Regions from separate parts of the Homo sapiens genome. Here regions 1, 2 and 3 are each linked to region 4. Evidence: chromatin contacts called from ENCODE Hi-C data. All regions are on one chromosome and are shown on one strand. The core of a region is the stretch at or near the end of the contact, and the rest is flanking DNA. Distances in the headings are between cores, read along the strand shown.

Region 1 (2,700 bases), core at 93-2,592, 5.9 Mb before region 4:
ACAGCCAGCAAGTGGAGAAACTTGCCTCAATAATGCAAAACTGTCTCCCTAACTTACTTCCTTTCAATGTTCAAGCAAAACAAAGCCCTCTCTACATCCAACATGACAGAAACCCAACATGACAGAAAGTATGAGAATGGTTGGAAATTGCTGAAACAGCAACAGTAAAGATTTAATGAGCTCTCAAAGTACCTCTAGATGTGCAAATATGACAACCCAATAAAAAGAAACACACACATAACCTAGAGCCTTCAAAAATCTAGATTTCTGCCTTTCCACACCTTAACTTGGAATCATTCAGGTGGGTTCCTAAGCATTCTCTCGGAGGTGAGGAATCCTCCAAAGAGGAGACTCTAGGAGGGGCCCAGGTGTGGCAATCTTCAAAAGGATGAGGGATGTCCAGAGGAGAGGTGGCGGGAGGGTGCACTTAAAACACGCGAAAATTGGAAACGTGCCTTCTGCAGTCAGTTCCTTCGGATTTTCCGGCATTTAGAAGCCAGTTCTACTCCTTCAGCCCGACCGTATCTGCAGGTCTCACCCAAGACCAAGACCCCCGCCCCCACCCCTCCTCCACCCGGCCTCGAGCCCCGCCCCGGACGCTGGACCCGAGCGTAACGGGAGCAGGTGTTCACATCAAAGGTCTGGGTCGCGAAGGCAGAGACTCCATGTGCCGCAAAAAAAACTCCACGGACAATTGGGAGACTCCTTTCAAAAAAACAAAACTCCGGAGCCACGCGACTCCGCGCTCAGGGGGCGTGGGTACGGCCCACCACGAGGGCAGGGCTCGGCGCCAGCTCTCGGCAAAACTAACAATATTTGTTAGGCCCTAAACAAAAAGGCCCTAACAGCGATAAATCCATTCACTTCGGGAGTGTAGCAACCTGGGACACCAAGCGCCGCCCACGCCCCAGCTACGCGCCTCAGGGACACATCGATTGAGGCGCGGCTACTTTCGCGCACGCGCCTTGCATGCCCGTGCTTCGCCCTTACAGCAGAGCGCCTAAAACCGCTACGGTGGCTCTGCTGGGGACAAATTATTCACGTCCCACTGTTCTGCAAACCCAATCCGGGAGGTATGACCTGGCTGGGACAGTTTAGGAAGATGGCCACGAAGGCACCTGGGGGAGTAGATATATGTTTTTGAGAATGAGAGGAGTAAATCGCTGGACGACCATGAGCAGGAAGAAAATTAGGCCTCCACCTCCCAACCAGTGGCCCTGAGTTGGCAACTTAGACAGCGCGCGCCAGCGCCAGGAGCCCCGCCTTGGGGGCGTGGCCGCGCGCTGGTCGGCTGGGGCGGGGCCTGCTTCTGGCCTCATCTAGCCCCGCCCCAGGCGAGGGCGCCGCACCCACACCGCGCTGCGCAGTTTTGTTCTGCTCCAGCTGTTCGAAGGTGATCCAGGTGAGTGCTAGCACCTGCGGGCAGCCACGAGCACCGGGCCGCCGGGGGCACTTCAGCCTTTGCGCAGGGCACTCCCATATTTCAGCCTATGCGAGCTGAATAGAGACCCGCTGTCTCTAACCTCCCCCCACCCTTATCAGTAAATTAGCGATCTGAATTTCCACCCTCTCTGCTCTCCCCTTGCCTTGCATCTTTTCCCTGGTGGAGTGGGTTGGGAGCGTCTAAGCGAGGCCCGACCTATTTATGTGTAACTCAGGAAAATTCTCAAGGTCAACCCTTCCTCCATTCCTTCCTTTCCTCTCCTGCTGTCCCCGGGCTCTGCAGTCTGGGGGCACCTTTCTGCCTTCCGGAGACCACCCGACCTTGCCCTCTGCTGTTCCGGCGCAGAGGATGGCGAGCCGGACACTGCCGGGGGAGTGGTTGTGCAGGCCTGATCAGTAACACTGGTTTCAGAAGTGGCCTGTGAGCAATGCACCCGCTGCGGTGGGGATGTGTTGCTAGGGACGGTCGGGAGAGCCTCTGAAGGAATTGTGTTTGTTTTCCTCCTGCCTCTTAGAATCGTTTGTCCATTTGTACTGGGAAGGTGGTCATTTCCTACCGCTGACTTAGAGCAAGAGACGCCTCTAGGCGGGTGGGGGACTCTTCAGGTTCTTCCTTGGATTTCAGAAAATGCCCCTTCTTTATGTGGGGTGGCAGCACGGAGCCGTAGGGCTACAGTAGTGGGGCAGTTGCAGGGCGGTGGAAGGCGCTGGAGACTCCTTAGTGAGTCATTCCCCGAAGTTGTGGCTTCTGCTGATACTTTCCTTGAGAGTCACGAGTTTACAAGCTACATAATAGCGTCGGGGGCAAGTAAGTGTGGAAGACGAGGTAAAGGAAAAGCAGATACTAGGATGGGTAGAAGGAGAGGCAGGGGTTAGAACTTTAATTCCTTCCCTGGGGACAGGAGATGCCCTGGAGGGGAAGGCGCTTCCGGCTCTGCAGGTATGTGCTGTTGGGCCTAGGTGTGGTCCTGCGGAATTGCTGCAGATTTTAGATTGCTGGTGGGTAGGAGCTGCAGCGCTTCTCTTGGGAAATCTGTAGATCACCTGGAGCCAGCAGTTCTGGGAGGCACCCCAGGTTATTGGTCAGAGTTACAGGCTATATTTTATTTCAGTGAATTCAGAGAGCACATTGAGTCAGATCAAGAATGTTTATTCTCATAGGAGATGAATTTAAGGAGTTAAAACTAACATATAAAATAGAAACAAATACTTTCATCCCTGGGAAGACTTTCCGTTAAGCTTCCCTCCTGACACAAT
Region 2 (2,700 bases), core at 93-2,592, 8.4 Mb after region 4:
TCTACTAAAAATACAAAAAAATTAGCCGGGCGTGGCGGCATGCGCCTGTAGTCCCAGCTGCTGGGGAGGCTGAAGCAGGAGAATGGCGTGAATCCGGGAGGCAGAGGTTGCAGTGAGCCGAGATCGCGCCACTGGACTCCAGCCTGGGTGACAGAGCAAGACTCCGTCTCAAAAAAAATAAAATAAAAATAAAAATAAAATAAAAACATAGTACACATTACGACTTAAGTAGTTGAAATTTGTGCCAAGTTTGAGCAACAAATGAGTTGCTCAAAAACATTTTAAGGTGATTACTTGGAAGAATAAACAAACACCTTCAAACTTTTCAGAATCGCTCATTGTAACTGGTATCCAAATTACAATTTTTTAAATCTATTCACTCCAATCATACAAAGCCCTACAAGCAGTTGTATATTTGAAGGCAATTTAAGCTTTCTTTCAATAATTATTCAGACTTTACACGAACTTAATCGACCTTCTCTGAATGTGTCTAAATTTGGTTAGGTATTTGCAGATTAGCCACATCTGTAAACATTTGTATAAGGAGGTGAAACAAATAGATTTTACCATGCTTTCTTATTCCATAAAGTCCATAAAGCATTCTAAATCAAATGTAGAGTATCACGTCACATCCAGAATAAAAGTAAAAATAATGGATCACAACTTAAAATTACAGTGCTGTCTTTAATTAAAAAACTTGTTCATTTCTCACTGTGCACAATGTAGCACTAACATGGTCTTCCGAACACTGCTGCTTGGTATAAAACCGAGAAATATTAAAGACCAGGAATAAGGTTATGTGTCCTATGGGTACATTTCGGAAAAGAAAATACATCCAACGAGTATGACTCTAGATAGGATTTTGTACACCCTCAACAAGTGACAAAATTCAAAACTAGGTAACCGCCCTCATAAGGTACTTGAAACTAAAATTTTTGCCACGAAAACATGGCATGTGCAAAAGTTCTCTCTCTGGCCATCACTCCTGCTAAGGACACTGGGAAGGACATGGTCAACGTAGCAGTCGATCAAAAAGATTCCAGGGAAACTGCGCAACAGCCTGGGGCCGAGAAGCGAAACTTGGGTCTTCTCCACCCTCGTCGCACTCCTTTTCCCCGAGACTTGGTACTGGGAGATAGGACGGGAGTCTCCTACACGCAGTCAACACTTGCCACGAGCGGCTAGACTTAGGACAGGCAAGTTGCCCTGCCATCCTTCTATCGCCCCCACCCCTCCTTTACTTAAGGGCGATGGCAGAGACGTCCTCCTCCCCCTTCTCCTCCTCTTTGGTGCCTCCAGCCAGGAGGCGGGAGCGATCCACAGCAGCTGACCCAGCTCAGGCACTGCCTCTCTCACAGCCCTCAAGACACACCATGGGCCCAGAGGCAGGTTTGCTACACAGCAGCGACGACGCAGGCGGCGGCCCCAGCGACTCGCAACTGCCTCCCTGACCACAGCGGCCACCGCCCAACACCCCCGAGAAGCCATCGCCACCACCGGCAGGAGAACCTAGGGTCCATAAAGCCATCTTCGCGATCGACTAAAGCTACGTCAACAACTATGGCGGGCGACGGGCGGCGGGCAGAGGCGGTGCGGGAAGGATGGGGTGTGTACGTCACCCCCAGGGCCCCCATCCGAGAGGGAAGGGGCCGGCTCGCCCCTCAAAATGGCGGCAGCAGCGATGCGCCTGCGTACAGAACTCCTCCGTCGCGCCAGGGCCGGCGGGAAGTGAGGTTCTCGGACGAGCCGCCAGAAGTGTACGGCGACTTCGAGCCCCTGGTGGCCAAAGAAAGGTCCCCGGTGGGAAAACGAACCCGGCTAGAAGAGTTCCGGTCCGATTCTGCGAAAGAGGAAGTGAGAGAAAGCGCGTACTACCTTCGGTCTAGGCAGCGGAGGCAGCCGCGACCCCAGGAAACCGAGGAAATGAAGACGCGAAGGACTACCCGCCTTCAGCAGCAGCACTCAGAGCAGCCTCCGCTACAGCCGTCTCCTGTTATGACCAGGAGAGGGCTGCGGGACTCTCATTCCTCTGAAGGTGAGGACCGCGGAGGTAACAGTCCCAGCCGCGAGCCAGGGAACGCGCGGGGGCGGGCGCGCGCCTCGGTGGAGCTCATGCCCGCCTGGGTACTAAGTACTGGGATTGGCTAAAGGGTATTCCTCAGCCCCCTCTGGACTTGTGCCGCCGTGCAAGGGCCACCCTGACCCGCAGCGGGGAAGGAAGCGCCGACCGGAGGAGTGGAAAGATGGTCGTGTGGAGCGACCCGGGCAGGGCTGGGGCGCTCTGCCCAACATCGGGCATCAATTTAGGGGAGTCAGAGCTGCCTTTTTCTGCAGGCCTTCACGAGGGGACAGCGAATTACTGCAGGGTCGGTTTCATTTCGGTTCCCTCTACCCTGCGGATGTTTCTACAGAAACCACTTCCATTTCCTTCTTTAACGCTCGCGGGCCAGAGTCCCCAGCTGAGGATCTAACCTTTCAGTCTTTTTCCCTCCTCACCCAGGTGGGCAGAGAGGAAGGAGAAATTTTGTGAGTGGGCATTTCGAGGGATTGCTGAGTTTAGTGAATTGATTTGAGACCTCACCCAATACTTTCACCGAAATGGGGTAACTCATTTTTCCTGAACTGATGTTCCCCAGTGTTTGATAACTTGAGCTGATTGCTGTTTCTCCAGTGTGGTGGTCCCTGCCAAAAATCTGCCAC
Region 3 (2,700 bases), core at 154-2,653, 5.7 Mb before region 4:
AAGACACCACTTACCTTGACACCAGTCATAATGACATATCATCCTCCAAACATGCCTTAAATGTTAAGATTTCCATATTTTTGCTCATATGTTATTTCTTTACCTGGAATTTCCTTTCCCCATTTCATTCTCTATCCAAATTCTAACTATCCACAAGGAACTGCAAGGCCATCAGCATCATGAAGGCTACCATGGTTCCTCACAACTGAATGAAGCCTCTTCTTCTTTTTTTTTTAAAGACAAGTCTCACTATTGCCCAGGAGGCAGTGTAGTGACACCATCGTGGCCCACTGTAGCCTCAATCTCCTGGGCTCAAGGGATCCTCATGCCTCAGTCTCCCAAATAGCTGGGACTATAGGTGTGTACCACCATACCCAGCTAATTTTTTCTGTAGGGACGAGGTCTCCCTATGTTGCCCAGGCTGGTGTCAAACCCCTAAGTTCAGTCCTGCCTCAGCCTTCCAAAGTGCTGGGATTAACAGGAGTAAGCCACTGCGCCAGATTGAACCTCTTCTTTAGAACCACCACAGCACATAACATGTATCTGCTACGCCCCTCACTTCCCTCTAGTTGGTATTACACATTTTGCATAAAAGTCTTCTATTTCTAAATAGGCTTCAAGTCAGGTTCATCTTTGTATCAGCTGGTGCTCTTAAAATATTTATTGTGAACATGGACTTAATGAGCTTGACGTGTTGAAATTATTTCTAATGTGTTGCCATACTCACATTTTTTACTCTGTTTTTCCACTTCTGCCTTCAGTCTCTTGTACTTGTCTGTCCTGTAAACCAGGACCCAGGTTATGCCTAAAACATTAAAAGCAACATGTTAATAGAGAAATGACTGGAATGATCACAACAAACAAAGTGGTTACTGTTGGAGAAGGAGGAATTCCAACTTTTCGCTTTGTATTTACCCATAGTTAACTTTTTTCAAAGGCTAATACAACTGACTCTTCAGCCAAAACAACAGTAACATGATGTGAAGGTGTCTCCACAAATACCCAAGTGAAATCTACCTGAGACCAAAGAAAACTCGGCAATCGACTCCATACTCCCCTCCTGCTCCTGTTCACGAGTTGCCCAGAGATTCCCTGAAGTGGAGTAGATGAGCCTCTCAAGCAAGTAAGGCTCGCGATCTTTCCCCTGGTGGCACAGGGGACCCCGGGGCCCTTCCTCCCGGGGACTGATCAAACGTCTGAGAAATACCCGCTCTCACCCTCTGCGAGCAGAGCCGTGCACACAGAGATAAAAACGATGAGGAGAGTGTCCGCGAACATAGTGCTCATCTCGCACCTTCGTCTCTGCACTCTCACCCGCCAGGGGGAAAGCGCTCTACAGCCAGGAAAAGTGAAGCGAAAACGGCTTCCGTAGACTCCGCCACCACCGAGTAACAGACCAACTCTGACAGCCCGAAGATCGCACTTCCGCTTCCGGGGCATAGCACCGGAAAGGCTCGTATCGGAGAACGGTGTGGCCACGAGAGTCTAGAGGAAACCAACCCGCAACTCACTGGAGCTGAAGGGCTGGTAGTCAGGCCGAATCTCGCGAGAATTGGAACTATTTCAGAGCCAGAGGAGGATAGTGGCGGCGGCGAACTTTGCCCGGTAGATTTTACTGACTGGGGTGCTGGCGCGCGCCTTTTTCTCGGCCAGAATCCAGTTATTGGGATAGTCTTGACTTCTACCTCAGCCCAACTTCTGTGGTCGTAATATTAGTTTAGCTTGGGTTTGCCGTGAAGTAAGAAGACTGACTTCCGCAAAGGTACTGAACGACTGGGTGTAGGTGCCAGGGCATGGACGTGAAGCTGGAACCGCGAAATGAGTTAGTTGTGGGCCGCTGGCCTCAAGGAGCGAACGTCAGCGCGAAGAGGAGAAGCTTGTGCATACGCTCTGATAAGGGTTTTAATAGAGGTATTACCACAGTGCTGCGTGACACGGTTGAGAGAGTGGTCAGAAGAAGCTAATGAAAGGAATTGAAGCAGTGCCTTAGGGGAGTAGGAGTACTTTTGGAGATAGCAAAGGACTTTCTAGGCAAAGTGGAAGTCAAAGCACGGATGCCTGAAAATTCATAGTGTGATAGTGCAGTGAGTAATGTATCTAGAGAAGGGGTCTTAAACCCAGATGCCTAGACTGGCGAGAGAAAATAAATTATCTTATGCAAGCTGAGCCTAAACAAATGGTGGAAGTTACTACGATGGATAAGTGAGCATTAAGTTCATCTGAAAGGAGAATTTGATACCCAAATCCAACCCATTTCTCTAGGAGAATGAGCACCCAGTTTCTGAGATGTCTTCGTTTCTCAGGAAAATCCAGAAATCCTGGGTTTTATGTGAAACTTAATTTATAAGTGTTGCTAACTAATTAAAATTCAAAAATGTCTCAGCAGCGTGGTTTCAGCCATTGTAGACGGTTTCAGCTTTTTCACACTGGGGTGTGTGTGTGTATGGGTGAAAACCTGGAAGCTGGCTGAGCTGTATCCTCTTGTACTTCCTCCTATCATTGGTGTTTTTTTGTTTGTTTGAGATGGAGTTTCACTCTTGTTGCCCAGGTGGAGTGCAATGGCACAATCTCGGCTCACTGCAACCTCTGCCTCCGGGTTCAAGCCATTCTCCTGCCTCAGCCTCCCAAGTAGCTGGGACTACAGGTGCCCGTCCCCACGCCCAGCTAATTTTTTGTATTTTTAGTAGAGACGGGGTTTTG
Region 4 (2,700 bases), core at 142-2,641:
GGCTGAGACAGGTGGATTGCTTGAGCCTGGGAGGTTGAGGCTTCAGTGACCTGTGATTATGCCACTACACTCCAGCCTGGGCAGCAAAGTGAGACCCTGCCTCCAAAAAAACAAAGAAAGATGTTTCTGTGACCAGGACACTATAGACCAGATCCTAGAAGGTTGTAGAAATTCACTAAAGTAATGCTTCCTTGTCCTCTTGTGGATGATCAGTAGGCTTTCCCCTGGCAATGACCCTATATCAATAAAAAAACTTTTTCTTTTCTTCTTTTCTATTTTTTCGAGAAAGAGTCTCGCTGCAGCCTCAACCTCCTGTGCTCAAGTGATCCTTTTGCCTCCAGCCTCCCAGGTAGCTAGGACTATAAGCATGTGCCACTATGCCTAGCTAGCTTTTTTTCTTTTTAATTTTTTTGCAGAGGTAGGGTCTCACTATGTTGCCCAGATTGGTCTTGAACTCCTGGTCTCAAGCAATCCTTTTGCCTTGACCTACCAAAGTATTAGTATTACAGGCATGAGCCACCAAGCAAGTCCAGACTTTTCTACTTCAAATTAATATTAGTGGGGAGGGAGGTGTTCATAATTTACCTCTCTTTATTATTTCATTTATTCTAACATTGCTACAGTGACAATTCCATGGACATACACCAGCTACTGGCGGGGAAGATCGTTCAGACCAGAAGTGGTAAGAAATCCTTGAATTTTAAATATGTCATAGGTAGTTCACAAAGAGGACAAAAGATACCATTTACTAAACATTCGCCATCTGTTCTGACATAATATTATCATCATTGTAGTCTCCCACTTCCAGATACACTCATCTGCCTATGTTACACTTGCCTAGTAAAAGCCAGCATGGGTGAATCTTACTATTCAACGGAGCTGAACACTGTGATGGAGAGATCATATAAATAAACTGAATGGCTTATCTCACATCCATAATTAGAAACTTAAAAAGTGCTCTCAGCAGCCCATGCTACTCTGTTCCTCACACTAGTTTTACTTTCACTCTCTGTGATAACTTTTCAATACACCAAGACTTCTCAGCTTGCCCCAAATTCACTGAGACATACTGGCGAACTGCTGGTTCAACCATTTACACATCCACCCACCAGACATAAGAGTGCTCATTTCACTGAGGCTTATTATCAACTTGTAAACGTGGTCAATTCAAGACTTCTTAGAAAGGTCTCAGGTCCAAGCTTTGTCCTGAAAAGATAATTCTGATTGCAGAAACTCCCTCCGTCCAGCAGGAAGCGCCAGCACCCTCTGTCGGGGTTGGGCCGCCACGGAGGCTTCACGTGATCCGGCCGTCTCTGCGCAGGAGTGTGGTCTTGCGGAGATTTGACCTACGTACTTAGCGTCATGACGTAGTACGTAGGGGCTGGCTAGCCGCCATCTTGCTTCTTTTTCTCGCTCGCTCGCTCCCCCTCGGAAAGCTGCGAAAGTGCTTTGGCGGTTTGTCCATCCGCAGCTTCGGCTTTTCCAGTCTGGTGGCCCTTCCGGCCACCCCTTTAACCCCAGCTTTCCCTCCCCCTTCTTTCGATCAGAGATCGGCGGAGACCCTCGAAGTGCGCAAACTTGACACTCACCCTGACCGGTAAGGAAAGCGAGGGTGTGGGGGCCGCGATCAAAGAGGGCCCCATCGGGAACGGCCAGAGTGCGGCCTGGGGCGTGGGAGCGCACCCAGACCCTGGCGCCCGGAGGCTAGGGGGCCGCGTGGAGAGGGCCTTGGGTCCGGGCATTTCCCTTCTGTTTGGTTACCATCATCTCTGTGTCTGGGGAAGTCGGCCTCCAGCTTGGGGAGCGGGAAACCGGAGTCAGACCCGCCCCATGTGGTCTGCAGCGGGAGTTCTGGACCGGTCTGTCTTGCTCCCACCTAGACCCCAGTCCTGGCCCTGCGAGGGGATTACGCATGTTGCCGGGTAAGCGAAGGGGGTTTCCGTCTTCCTGGACTGGCGGACGTGAAGTCTTTTTTTTTTTTTTTTTTTTTTAGTGTCGGGTATGCGTTTCCCCAAACAACTGAAGGACTCAGCCGGGGCTTTCACTGTCTACCTCTTCCTGTGTAGTGAGGGTGGGACTTGCAATGAGCAATGTATGGGAGGGTCTGGTTTAAAGACCTGGTTAGATGAGAGGCTCTTCGGGGAATCAAGACCAACCCTACTTCCGCTAGGGAAGTGCTGCCCAACTCCGGAGGAGGATTTGGGTAGTCTTTTCACACTCTAGGCCGCTCCATCCTCTAACTTGCGTGGTGAATCTCGGTAGCTCCCTGTCTTTGAGATAGCGTTGATATTGGTGGTGTCAGGGTAAAGGCCCCGTTTTAGGACTGAAGAAAAGGGCATGGGGCCACTATAGAGACATTGATAGAGTCTTCCTTCCTTTGCATGAGAGGAGTACCTTTAATTTAAAGGGATGTATGTGTGTTTTGACATTATTTGGGATCTTTTGAGGGTCTGACATGCCTGATGTTTGCTGGCTTATAAAGCTACCTGGATTTCCGCATTGGCTGGTTTTCAGCCTGGGTTCATAGATTCATACCTCGTTAGAGTACTTAGAATTGTACAGTAGGCGGCTCTGCTGTAAGATTTTCATTTGGAATGCACCAGAAGAATCGGAGGATTTTTTGATTGTTGAGTACTTAATAGCTTACTCCTGCAAATAAAAATAATAGGGTGATACTAAGCACCTACCAAGCCTAACCCC

Evidence for each region. A loop is a pair of places that touch in the nucleus more often than their neighbours do. Pooled maps may share reads with other maps.
Region 1: a map of naive thymus-derived CD4-positive, alpha-beta T cell shows a loop between it and region 4 (12-fold over the local background). The contact joins the promoter of MGST3 here to the promoter of PRRC2C in region 4. A Hi-C loop is called at or near these places in 1 of 168 maps with a recorded cell type or tissue (naive thymus-derived CD4-positive, alpha-beta T cell) and 8 of 50 pooled maps.
Region 2: a pooled map shows a loop between it and region 4 (11-fold over the local background). The contact joins the promoter of TOR1AIP1 here to the promoter of PRRC2C in region 4. A Hi-C loop is called at or near these places in 2 of 50 pooled maps.
Region 3: a loop to region 4 is called in a pooled map, with 14 times the contacts of the local background. The contact joins the promoter of TMCO1 here to the promoter of PRRC2C in region 4. A Hi-C loop is called at or near these places in 7 of 50 pooled maps.

Annotation. Positions count from the first base shown.
Region 1 is chr1:165,629,892-165,632,591 of GRCh38, forward strand. MGST3 (microsomal glutathione S-transferase 3) reads left to right here and starts at 1,343. Exons shown (of 6, transcript NM_004528.4): 1 at 1,343-1,402. RefSeq lists enhancers at 264-794, 1,848-2,017 and a silencer at 1,178-1,417.
Region 2 is chr1:179,880,943-179,883,642 of GRCh38, forward strand. It overlaps TOR1AIP1 (torsin 1A interacting protein 1), which reads left to right and starts at 1,343. Exons shown (of 10, transcript NM_015602.4): 1 at 1,343-2,035. The coding sequence starts at 1,561. LOC139427322 reads left to right here and starts at 1,374. Exons shown (of 1, transcript NM_001436163.1): 1 at 1,374-1,451. The coding sequence starts at 1,374. The coding sequence ends at 1,451. RefSeq lists enhancers at 709-1,247, 1,160-1,269, 1,248-1,785, 1,290-2,049, 1,612-1,906 and 1 more.
Region 3 is chr1:165,767,465-165,770,164 of GRCh38, forward strand. It overlaps TMCO1 (transmembrane and coiled-coil domains 1), which reads right to left and starts at 1,404. Exons shown (of 7, transcript NM_019026.6): 1 at 1,218-1,404; 2 at 728-805. The coding sequence starts at 1,287. It overlaps TMCO1-AS1 (TMCO1 antisense RNA 1), which reads left to right and starts at 1,465. Exons shown (of 3, transcript NR_125374.1): 1 at 1,465-1,911. RefSeq lists enhancers at 1,015-1,691, 1,692-2,367.
Region 4 is chr1:171,484,139-171,486,838 of GRCh38, forward strand. It overlaps PRRC2C (proline rich coiled-coil 2C), which reads left to right and starts at 1,392. Exons shown (of 35, transcript NM_001387844.1): 1 at 1,392-1,597. RefSeq lists enhancers at 981-1,290, 1,197-1,945.